2 separate regions of the Homo sapiens genome follow, and region 1 is linked to region 2. A link is a contact called in ENCODE Hi-C or POLR2A ChIA-PET data. All regions are on one chromosome and are shown on one strand. The core of a region is the stretch at or near the end of the contact, and the rest is flanking DNA. Distances in the headings are between cores, read along the strand shown.

Region 1 (6,039 bases), core at 2,446-4,945, 230 kb after region 2:
AAGTCTGAATGTTGCGAAAGCTCTCGAAAGGTGAAAAAAGTTCAGAATATCAGACGTTTTGACTAGAAACTCTGTCACTGATTATCTCGTATTACAATGAGAAGGGCATGACATGACCCCTGATTACTTTTACACCTTTCTTGCTTCTGAATCCTTGTTTTTGAAACATAGGAAAGAACTATTTTGTTGACAACATTGCAGTTTCATATAGTTCATCCTAATAAATGTATAACAAAACTATCATGAGATAATATAGGAGATTTTGTAACAATCTGGTAAGAAAGGAAAAGTATTGCGAGTTCTGAACATTCAGTTACATGTGGAAAACTTGTATAAAGTGAATTTATTGCATTTGTTGTCATCACTTTTCTGAAAAAGAGAACTCTTGCAACTAAAATAAAATTCTTTTTTATCCAGTGTCTAGAATAGTACCTGCCACACTGTAGGCACTCAATAATGTTTTGTTGAATAAATAAATGAAAGATGTCATTTTTATTTGTAGTTGGCTTTGAACATCCAATTTTTTTCTTTTTCTTTTTCTTTTTCTTTTTTTTTTTTTTTTTTGAGACGGAGTCTTACTCTGTTGCCCAGGCTGCAGTGCAGTGGCACTATCTCGGCTCACTGCAACCTTTGCTTCCTGGGTTGACGCCATTCTCCTGCCTCAGCCTCCTGAGTAGCTGGGACTTCATGTTCATGCCACCATACCTGGCTAATTTTTTTATTTTTAGTAGAGACAGGGTTTCACCATGTTGACCAGGCTGGTCTCGAACTCCTGTCCTCAGGTGATCCACCCACCTCGGCCTCCCAAAGTGCTGGGGTTACAGGTGTGAATCACCACATCCGGCCCAATTTTTAGGTTTTATTTAACAGACATTTTCTTCCTCCCAACTTCTAGCACTGGACAACCTCTGGTGTGTTTTCTCTTTCTTTTCCAACATGTCATTTAAATCAGGGGTCCCCAGCCCCCAGGCTGTGCACTGGTATCGGCCTGTTAGGAATTGGGTCACACAGCAGGAGGTGAGCGGTAGCCAAGTGAGCATTACTGCCTGAGCTCCCCTTCCTGTCAGATCAGCGGCAGCATTAGATTCTCATAGGAGCATGAACCCTATTGTGAACTGTGCATTCAAGGGATCTAGGTTATGCACTCCTTATGAGAATCTAATGCCTGATGATCTGCGGTGGGACAGTTTCATCCCGAAACCATCTCCCTGCCCCTGCATTCGGTGAAAAAATTGTCTTCCATGAAACTGGTCCCTGATGCCAAAAAGGTTGGAGATGGTTGGTTTAAATAGAATCATATGCTATAGTCTTTTGTCTTCTTTTATTTATTAAATCCTTTGAGATTCATCTCATTTGAGGTTGTTGGGTGTGTCAGTAGTTCATTGCTTTGGTTCTGAGTAGTGGTCTATTGTATGGGTATATCACATTAAAAACATTCATTCACTAGTTGATGGAATTTGAGTCATTTTTAATTTAAGGCTTTTATGAATGAAGGTGCTGTAAAATGCACATAGAGGTCTTTGTGTAAACATATATTTTCACTTCTTTTGTATGAGTGCCTTGGAGTGTAATTGTTGGCTCATGTAAGTGTGTGTTTCACTTTCTAAGAAAGTGCCAGATTATTTTCTAAAGTAGCTATGCCATTTCAAATTCCCACCAGCAATATAGGAGAGTTTTAGTTGTTTCACATCCTTGTCAGCACCTGTTATTATCTATCTTTTGAAATGTTAGTCATTCTGGTGGATACTTAGTAGTTTCTGATTGTGGACTTATTTGCATTTCTCTGAGAACCAATATCGAGCATTTTTTAATGTGCTTAATCATTGTTTCCTTTGGTGAAGTATATGTTTGAGATTTTGCTAATTTTTTATTGGATTAAAAAGCATTAAGAGTTCTGGATATAGGTTCTTCATAAGATATAGGTTTTGTAAATAGCTTTTTCCTCAGTCTGTGGCTTTGTTCTGCATTTCAGACATTTTTCATTGGATTATTTTATAGTTTTTATGTCTCTGGTAAAATTTCCCTTTCTATACAGACACATTGATAATATTTTTCATTAGATCCTTATATTAATTGTAGTTATTTTAAAAGTTCTATCTGATATTTACAAGTCTGGGCCATCTTGAGGTCTATTTCATTTGACTATGCTATCTGTTGATGATAGGCTTGTGGGTTTTTTTTTTCCCTCCACTTTTGTGTCTTGTAATTTTTTATTGAATATTGGTATTGTGTGTTAAAGAGCAATAGTCTGTGGTAAATAAAATTAATACCCACAATGGTTACTTTTTTTGTTTCTTCAGTTCGTTAATATAGGGGAGTGTGTCAGTAGTCAGTATTGTCAGCAGTTGAGCTGGGTTTGAATTTTGCTGTTGCTGTAGTTACCTTGAGTGCAAACAGACTTCAGATTTCTCCAGTGGTGGATGGATTGCTGCTGCTACATTGAGCTTAATATGAGTCCCGGAGTGTGGTACAGTTTTCTGTGTTCCTGATCTACCTTTGGCTTTCTGCCAGCTCTGTACAGCTGTGCCACAGGGGTCTGTGTTATTGCCACTTCCCCAGTAGTAGACTACTGCTTGTTATTACTTGGTAAAAAGTTCATGGAAGGGTAAGTGGGTGGTTTGGTAGTCTGTCACTTCCCAGCCTCAGTTTTAGTCAGGTCTTGTGTGCCGAAGCCTCAGGAAAGGGGCATTCTCAGTGTTCCCACCTCTCTCAAAAACAACCATTTTTGAAATCTGCAAGATCAATTTTAATAGTATCTTGTTCCCTTAACATACTTTTGATAACTTCTCTTGTGTTTTTAAGCATAAGTATTCTGTATAATATTATTATAGTGCCTGCATTATTTTAGTGGTCTTTTTCTGTTGACTCTCACTAATCATGGCTTTTCCTCTCATATCTTTGGTGGTTTGATTGTACTTGTTGAAGCCCGTATTTAAACTCCTTGGCCTCAGAGAGTATTTTTGTCTTTATCTGCCTGGGAATACAGCCATAACTAAATGAATCTGTTTTGCTTTGTTCATGAATTCTATCGCCAATAGTGCATAAATACAATCTTGTGTTTAGGAATTCAGAGGAGAGAGGTTTTTCATTCCCCTTGCTTCACCAAGGCAAAACCAGGCACTCATCTACACTGTGAATCACTAAGGGAAAGTTTTATTTTATTTCATCTTCTGAGACTTTATGTGTTTTGATCTGAAATTTATTTTCTATTCTTTAAACATTTTTTAAAACCCACGCTGTAGACCACCAGGTATTAGTGGACATTTTGCTGGCAAATGCTGGCTCTAGCCCTAATTTACCCGTCTATTTCTTTGTTATCATTTCTGATCTCTAATGAATTTTATAACCTTGCAAAAGTATGGTTTTATATTTTACTCAGCATTTTGAGATATTTTCTGTTTAAACATGTATAGTCGGTTTCATCTGAACATCCAGTTTACCCTCTTGCTAGACGTACAAGTTCCTTATGTTCTCATACTTCTGGCCAAGCAGTTGATATATTATATTGGTAAAATAAAAACTTCAGCCAAATTAAATTTAAAGGAGCTTAATTGAGCAATGAATGATTTGCAAATCGGGCAGTCCCCAGAATCACAGCAGATTCAGAGACTCCAGGGGTGCCTTGTGGTCAGAACAAATTTATAGACAAAAAAACGTAAAATGACCTACTTTCACTTTCAGAAGTGAGGTGCAGAAAGAGTGAGATTGGTTACAGCTCGGCATTTGCCTTGTTTGAACACAGGTTGAACATTCAGCAGACTGTGAGTGGTTGAAGTAGGCCACTGAGATTGGCCAACACTCAGCTATTGTTTCAGGTGCATATTACTAAGTTAGGTTTTCAATTTTGTCTCACTGTTAAGCTAGGTTATAGTTCATCTATAAGGACTCAAATATAGAAGTACTGAGTCCTTCTCAGGCCATATTTAGTTTGCTTTAACAATATCCTAATTATGTTCTTTTCCTTCAGCCAGCATTTTAATTCTAATAGGTTGCTGAATGTGACTTTTAATTTTTGAATCCTTATCCAAGCACACAGAAGGTGGGAAGAAGTGTGATGTAGTATAAAAGTGCTTGGATTTTTCATTCAAGTGTATATATGCTGGAAATACAAAATCAGCATTTATTAGCTGTATGCTCTTGGGCAAGTTACTTAGTGTTTGAATCTCTTTCTTCACCTGTTAAATGGAATAGTGAGGCCTTCCTTTTATGGGACTAAAGACAGAAAACCAATCTACCTAAAACCTCCTACCTTGCATGACCCCTCCCACCATGCATAGTAGCCATTCAATTGCTGATATGGCACTCTTTTTCTCTTTCTTAATTGAATTATTTAGGATATACTTGTTTTTTCCTTGAGTTCCTCCCTGGAAACAACTTTAAATAAGATACTAAAAAATTTCAGCTATTTGCTCCTATTTAACTTGTCTACTTAATATTTAAATTCCTTTGATAAATATATTAGACATAATGGGTTATTCTCACTTTTCAATAATGATCTAGATGAAAGAGGCTTACAATTTGGTCAGCTAGAAGGAAAAAATTTCAATTTAGTGCCACTGACAGTTTTAAGGAAGGCAAATTACTTACCAAACTAGGATTTCATTTTATTTTCAAACTAATTACTGTGTGTTTGTACCTCTGTAGATTATATAAGTAGGCTCCAGAAGAAACTACTTGCTTATTCTTCTTGGCCTTTTAGTCCTTTTAAAAGCTAATTTGTAAAGAATGACATGTAAGTTTAGATATACAATTTCTCATAGCTATTAATGATATTTCTTTACCAAACTATGAGAACACAGTAATGATTTTTTAAAGTGAAGGTATGAGGTATTTGAGGGAATTTTATGAAGTCTGGTCCCATTTGTTCACTGGAATTATGAAAAAAATATAGCAAAAGTAGAAGTCTTTGGATACTCTTATAATTCTTAGGGAAGGTAGTTTTAACCTTAATTCTCAGGGTTCAAGGAATTCTTATATTTCCCTTTCAAAGGTCTGGATGGTGTTACCAATACCAAAACACACTTTTAAGTACTCTTTTTTTTTGGCAGCTCCTTTTTTCTTAAACCATTCTGTGGAATTAGTAAAGAACAGTGAAATTGGATAAAGGCAAAGGCAATAGGGTAGAGGGGAGGAAGTAAGCCTGAACATCTATTACCAGTCTCTGAAAGATCAAATTTACCTTTTAAAGTAACTACAGGGTTCACTTGAGTCTATTTATTTTGTCTATGAGGAAATAGAGTGTCAGAGAGATGACATATCTATATGAACTAATAGCTACTCCTTGGAGAAGCCAGGACTGGAGGATGCTCCTAACTCATAGCTAGGTGATCTTAAATCTCTCTAAACTTCCTTTTCAAATGTTAAATGGGGAGCATGCCTGCTTAATCAGGTTAAGTAGATTAAGCAGAGGTAAAGCACATATTTATGAAGTGTTCATGGATACCAGATGTTCAATAAAAGTTTTTTTCCTTTGTCTCATCTTGGCTTACTGTAAATTTTTTAAAAAACATAATAAATTAAAAATTGGTAGTAAACAGTTTACACAGAATGAAATATTTCACGGTCATCCGGCTTTTAAGAAAATGCATAGCATGCAAACTGGAAGCAAAAGTTCTTTGGGAAGAGTCCTTGAGTCATTTGAATTTGGAAAGGAAAGGAAGTTTTACGTCATCTGTAGATGCTCTGATTTCAGTTGGTGCATTATTGCCTTGGGCCAGGTGCACCAATTTATACAAAAAGTAGTTTTAAAAACTTTTCCTCTCCATTTCTTTTATGAATTCATCTTGTGTGAGCTTTTGATCCTCACTGAATGACCTTATAAAATAAAGGGAAAAATCAATAAAGCTTAAAACTTATACTTTTCACTCAATTTTTTTTTCCAGATGAATTCACAGTGCTCTGAATCTCACCTTTAGGTTTGACCCTGACTGAAAAACATCTCAAAATTTTACTTTTGCACAACAACCTGTATCCCAGTAATCATATTTGAGCTGCACTTTTACTTCATTTGCCCTTTTAAAGAACACACATTGCAAGGAT
Region 2 (5,535 bases), core at 2,872-5,371:
TGCTATGAACATTCCTGTACATGCCTTTTGGTAAACATATGAATGGATTTCTATTATATATATTATGTATATGCTATATGAATATATCATATAAATGTATATATGCATATATATATATTCAGAATTAAAAATGCTGGGTCACAGAGTATGCCTATATTAAGCTTTAATAGCTTTTCAATGTGGTTTACCATTTAGAAAGGGTCATTTAAGCTGTGGCCTGAAAAACGAAATGGAATGGAAGCTGCATTGAGATTTCCACACTAACATCTCCCTACTGCTATGACAAAAATGTGACCTTTTATAAAGTGGTTAGAGTCAAATGGGAGAAGTCCTTTGCCTCTTTTTTGCTGTGGTCTCCCAGTACACTTTAGTGTGAGGAGCCTCTGTCATTTTGGTCAGACCCAGGGAGTCAAGAGATGATGACTGATGACTCAGCCTCCTCAGCTCGGCTTCCCAGAGCTCCACTCACCACATCAGTGAGCCTGGCATGCAGGGGGAGACATAAACACAACCATGGTGTTGATATCAATCCTAGCAGAGATGTCACAAGCCAAGGTCTGGGAAGAGGAAGAATGAATCAGGATAAAACTTCAGTGGAAAAAAGACCAAGTGAGAGACTTAAAAGTCACGACTAAAGAATTGTGTAAGTAACAGTGGCAAATGACAACAAAAGGCCTCTACAGCTAAAATAATCAGTGGTACCTGTTTCAGATCCCCAGGCTTCTCTGTTTTTGGGAGGTCTTAGGATGCAGGGCTTTGCCAATTGTGTGGCCTGGGATGACAGCCAATTGATGGAAGCTGGAATTCAGGGCTTTCTTCTCAACAGAAGTTAAAGAAGGCAAAAAAAAAAAAAAAAACCCAAACAAAAAATCTGGCCACAAGTGATGTCTATCAGTGTTGTGTGGGTGTGAGAGCCTGCCCCTTTGTCTTAATAGAGAATAGAAACATACCTGAGGAGGAGCCCCAAAGGCCTGATAGGAATGGGTCATTTTGAGAAAAAGTTTCCAATGGGAAAGATAAAAATCTAGTTGTTTTGCCCTTCAATGTTTTAGAGTTTCCTCAGAGCACAGAGAAATCTTAGTTTGCTTCTCCTTAAGGTACTGCTCATAAAGTCCCGTCTTTTAAAGAAAAGGAACAGAGTGAAAAATGATTGATGCATCAAAGTGAAGTTTCCTTTTCCAAACATGTGTCCGTAAGTTGCTGATCTGGGGTCCCTTCAGAATTGCATGCTGTGTCTTTAACCCATTTCCTGTTTGGAAAAAAATGTGGCTCACTGCCAGCACAGTGTTCTTGGGGCAAACGGGAAGTGGCTTTAGGTAGCCAGACAGGTATGCAACAAACTACCTTTCATAACAATGCCTCAGGCCAGAAGGGATTGGGTCTCATGCCAAAAATATCTTTTGATTATCTTTCTTTAGTACGTACAAAAATTGAGACTTAAAAAGTATTTCAGGGCCACCATTTTAAATTTCAGTCGAATGTTCATGTTACTGATTAGAGTTGTGTCTGTAAAAAGTATTAAAGATTGAAGTGTGTTTCTATTCTGTAACAGTTGCATATGTGTGTATTCTAACAGAATTTCTTGTATGAAATAATTGTCTTTCATTTATTTGTTTCTCTTAAGAGTTCTCAAGGAAAATACAAGTTAAATTAGTTAAGAAAATTCTGATTGGTTGGGTTTCACCTACCTGCAATATTGATTTCTCTATATATATGGATAAAAGAAGTCAATTTAAATATGTTGACCCATGTGGTCCAGTTTATATGACATTCAAATAAACACAACTTTGAACACCAAGACTAATTGGAAAATAATTCAAATATTTACCAGGGACTCTTGAAGAATGTCAGAAGAATATCTAGCAGACATCCTAACAATTATTTCTGCATCTTTCTTTCTATTTCCCATCACTCTGAAGTTTTTTTTCAAAGACTTGCTCAACTCACAAAATCTCTTTCTCATCCCTGCATTGCACTCAGGGTTCTGGTCTTTTTCCTCCCTCTCTCCCAACAAAACACAAAAATAAATAAATTTGTCTCTTTATAAGATTGAAAAAAAAAATCCCAGTCTGTATCTTATCTTCCAGTTATCAGATCTTTCTACCCATTGGCCTGATTAGCTTCACAGAGTCCTGGAGACAAGCTAGCAGTCACAGAGAGGGAAGATTGTGAACCCTTATACATTCATGCTTATGGTCCCAGTTGCACAATAATTTTAAATACAATTCATACAACAGGCTATTTCCCAGTCACTAAATGACAAAACTTTCTTTGCAATAAGAGGCAAGGCCAACAGTGACCAAAATTCACATTTTTGAAGACTGGAGAAAGGCATGAGGGAAGAGGTGAAATGTGGTATAAAATGAATAACATCTTTGAGCAGAGGCGGCATTCTGCCTTAGACCCTCCTCTTCCCCTCCTCTCATGACATCACACGTGCCGATGCTTTTCCCTAGAAGCCCTATTTCTTGAAATCTGAGACCATAACCCAACAAATCATTCCCTTGAAAGTTTACTTACTTTTTGATGGTTATTTGATATGAAGAAGAAATCGAAAAGAGAGCAGAACTTCAAGGTTGAATTTGGCCATTTCCATGCTAATTCATATTGGTGCCTGAGAGTGTCCTCATTAGGATCTCATTTCTCTGTTAATGTCAAACAGTATCTGATCTCTGCCTATCCAAGGGCTGGTATGGGCTTAATGCCAGCATTTAATGCTGGAATCTAAAGCTGGGACAGGTAAGGTGCTTCGCCTGCAGCATCCAAAGATCAGAGCAGGCAGAGAGGAAGTCTAGGAGCATACACAGTAAAAACGTATAAATAATATGATTTGATAAGATACAAGCACAATAAAAAGTTAGAAAAGAAAAATACTAAATACACGTTAAATGTATACATGCTGAAGAGATTGCCAGATAAGAGTGTTTACATAGCGTAGTGGAACAAGTGAAGAAATGTTTCCTTAGAGAATAATATATTAAGAAAATGTCCATGTCACCTGTATTGGTTCAGAAAGAGTTATTTTTGAAAGCACCTGGTTGTCTTAGGATTAAACTGCCTAGCCCTTAGGGAAGGAGACAAGGGCCTGTTCATTCATTCATTAACTCATAATATATTAAAATTGTGCTTGCTATATACTAAGCACAGTATTAGGCACTAGAAATAGGGTATGGACTATGACCAACATGTTGCTTATCCTCTTGGAGCTTACAATATAACAGGGAAGATAGACCTTGGAAAGGTTATTACTCATTCAGACAATGAATGTGTGCAAAGACAGTGATGATGGAGAAATGCATGGTGCTATTGAAGGCATTATGGAAGAATATGACCAAAAAAGAGGACAGGGTCGCTTTCTTATCAGTGAATATCAGCTGAGCAATTCAGGTGCCACTGCTTCCACCTCTGGGCATGGGCTTTCTCCCTTGCTTGGAAAGAATACATTAACATCAGATTAAGCAAAGAGCTCATAAAATGCATGATGGCACACTGACCAATCAAAACATACCAAGCATTCTTTTCCAGAGGATTGGGAAAGAGATTCATTTTGAAATAATTAGCTGGCAATAGGTTCAACATGAAAAAAATAAACATTAAGCCATAATTATTTTTCAACAGAACTGGAGACTTATTCATCTACTTTCTGAAATTGTATATCTATTTCATAGCACTGGAAGCTCAATACTATGTTTAATGTTCTGAGGGTAAAAACACGATGTCTGTTTTATTTCACAACATGAATTGAAAGCGTTTGTGGGACAGGATGTTGTTTTGGTTCAATAGGTTGTTCAAGATTCCTTAGGAGTTTTATCCAGTAACTGCTTTCAGCTTTAAGAAATTAATGTTTCCATTTGGTTTTCAGATCCAAAAACTGCATAAGCAGATTTTTCTGTTTTTGATGCCTTATCCAATTGCTAGTGTGGTTTAAGGTAATCAATCATATAACTGAGAGTTAAAGAACTCTGGCTAAGAGTTTTTACACAAATAAAACTTGCATTGGTTTGATTGTGGATGGTGCTTGTTCAAGGACTGTAGGAATAGGTTGTAGTCAAACCTCAGAAATGTTCCAGATTTGCAGCCCATGCACTGGTTGGGAAGGCCATACCTTATGGTTCAGGTAAGATACAGGCAGGGCTCGTGCTAGGAAATGAGAATACCTGATGGGAACAATAAAGTTACTGATTCTCTTGGCTGCCCAGCAAGTCTCTACCTGTCCCTCATGAATCTTTCTGCCAAATTCCAGAAGGAAAAACTCTCTTTCTCTGGGATATCCAGGGAAGATGGAGGTTCCTTTCCAGCCTTCCTTTCATCACAAATTTACTAGTCATATACTGTGGCAGGCACTAACAGCACAAAGACATAAGATTATAATCCCAAAGAGCTCACTGTCTAATAAAGGAAAATTAGCATAAATAAAATACTTGCAATGCAGTATAAGTACAATGCTAGGAACATTCATGTTATATTTTCAACCAGGAGACAATGCAATTAGCAGTATCAGGATTCAGGAGAGAGAAGTGTGGCAAAGAATACTGCATAGAAGTGAACAACAAAGTGGGGAAGGGAAGGAAACCCTTCCCCAGGGTTTGTATTTAGGAATACAATGAAATTAGTCAAGGTGGTCACAGCCTATCTTCTTTCAGGACCCTTTTCCCCTTCATAGGTCTATCATGCCTATCTTCCAGTGCTCAATACTTTCCTGTTGCCCTCTAGAGGCCCAGAGTTCACCACTCTGGAGTCCTATCTACCTTGATCTGCCCTTACTCGGACCAGTATTGTCACCTGTTCTGATCTTTCTCCAAAATTTTATGCTGACTCACTGTATTAGTTTCCTTTTGTTGTGGTAACAATTACCATTAATGTAGGGCTTAAAACAGCACAATTTTTTTATCTCATTGTTTTGAAGGTCAGAAGTCTGAAATTATATCATTGGGATAAAAACCACGGTGTCGGCACAGCTGCATTCCTTTCTGGAAACTCAAGGGGAATCTATTTTCTTGTCTTTTCTAGCTCCTAGAGGCTGCCCACATTCTTTGGCTTGTGGCCCCCTCCCATCTTCAAAGCCAGCGATAGCCAGTCAAGTCCTTCTCACATTGTGTCCCCCTAGCTTTGCTTTTGCCATCACATTTTACCCTGACTCTTACACTCCCACTTCCTCTTTCACCAAGCACCCTGTGATGACATTGGGCCCAGCTGGATAATCCCGGATACTCTCTCTCTCTCTCTTTTACAGTCAGCTCATTAATAACCTCAATTCCATCTGCAACCTTAATTCTCACAGTTTCTGGGGATTAGAATGTGGTCATCTCTGGGGGTGACTGTTATTCTGCCTACTGCACCCACCTTCAATTCTACTATCAATCAAAATTTACTTGTATGTTCTTCAATGACTCCTCATTAGCTAAAAAGTGAACCTAATAATTGAACCCAAACAGAAGGTGTTAAACGGAAATATGTAGGACCTGTCCCTACTTATTCTCCTGTCCCTGTTTACATATCATGAGTCAAGCATGGTTCTCTTCTATCTGAACCCAA

What was found. A loop is a pair of places that touch in the nucleus more often than their neighbours do. ChIA-PET counts read pairs that join two places held with the same protein, here RNA polymerase II (POLR2A). Pooled maps may share reads with other maps.
Region 1: a loop to region 2 is called in a map of Calu3, with 2.0 times the contacts of the local background. The contact joins two enhancer-like sites. A Hi-C loop is called at or near these places in 1 of 168 maps with a recorded cell type or tissue (Calu3) and 1 of 50 pooled maps. POLR2A ChIA-PET finds 5 or more read pairs at or near these places in 1 of 52 experiments (activated CD8-positive, alpha-beta T cell).

What each region holds. Positions count from the first base shown.
Region 1 is chr10:58,662,521-58,668,559 of GRCh38, forward strand. The region is part of intron 2 of BICC1 (BicC family RNA binding protein 1); the gene reads left to right. Among named protein-coding and RNA genes, the nearest start is that of BICC1, 150 kb to the left of the region's middle. Within about 2 kb of position 3,696, at least 6 of the 41 ENCODE cell types and tissues checked have a DNase peak (open chromatin) inside an H3K27ac peak, as active enhancers do.
Region 2 is chr10:58,435,015-58,440,549 of GRCh38, forward strand. The region is part of intron 1 of LOC105378316 (a long non-coding RNA gene); the gene reads left to right. Among named protein-coding and RNA genes, the nearest start is that of TFAM, 52 kb to the left of the region's middle. Within about 2 kb of position 4,122, at least 3 of the 41 ENCODE cell types and tissues checked have a DNase peak (open chromatin) inside an H3K27ac peak, as active enhancers do.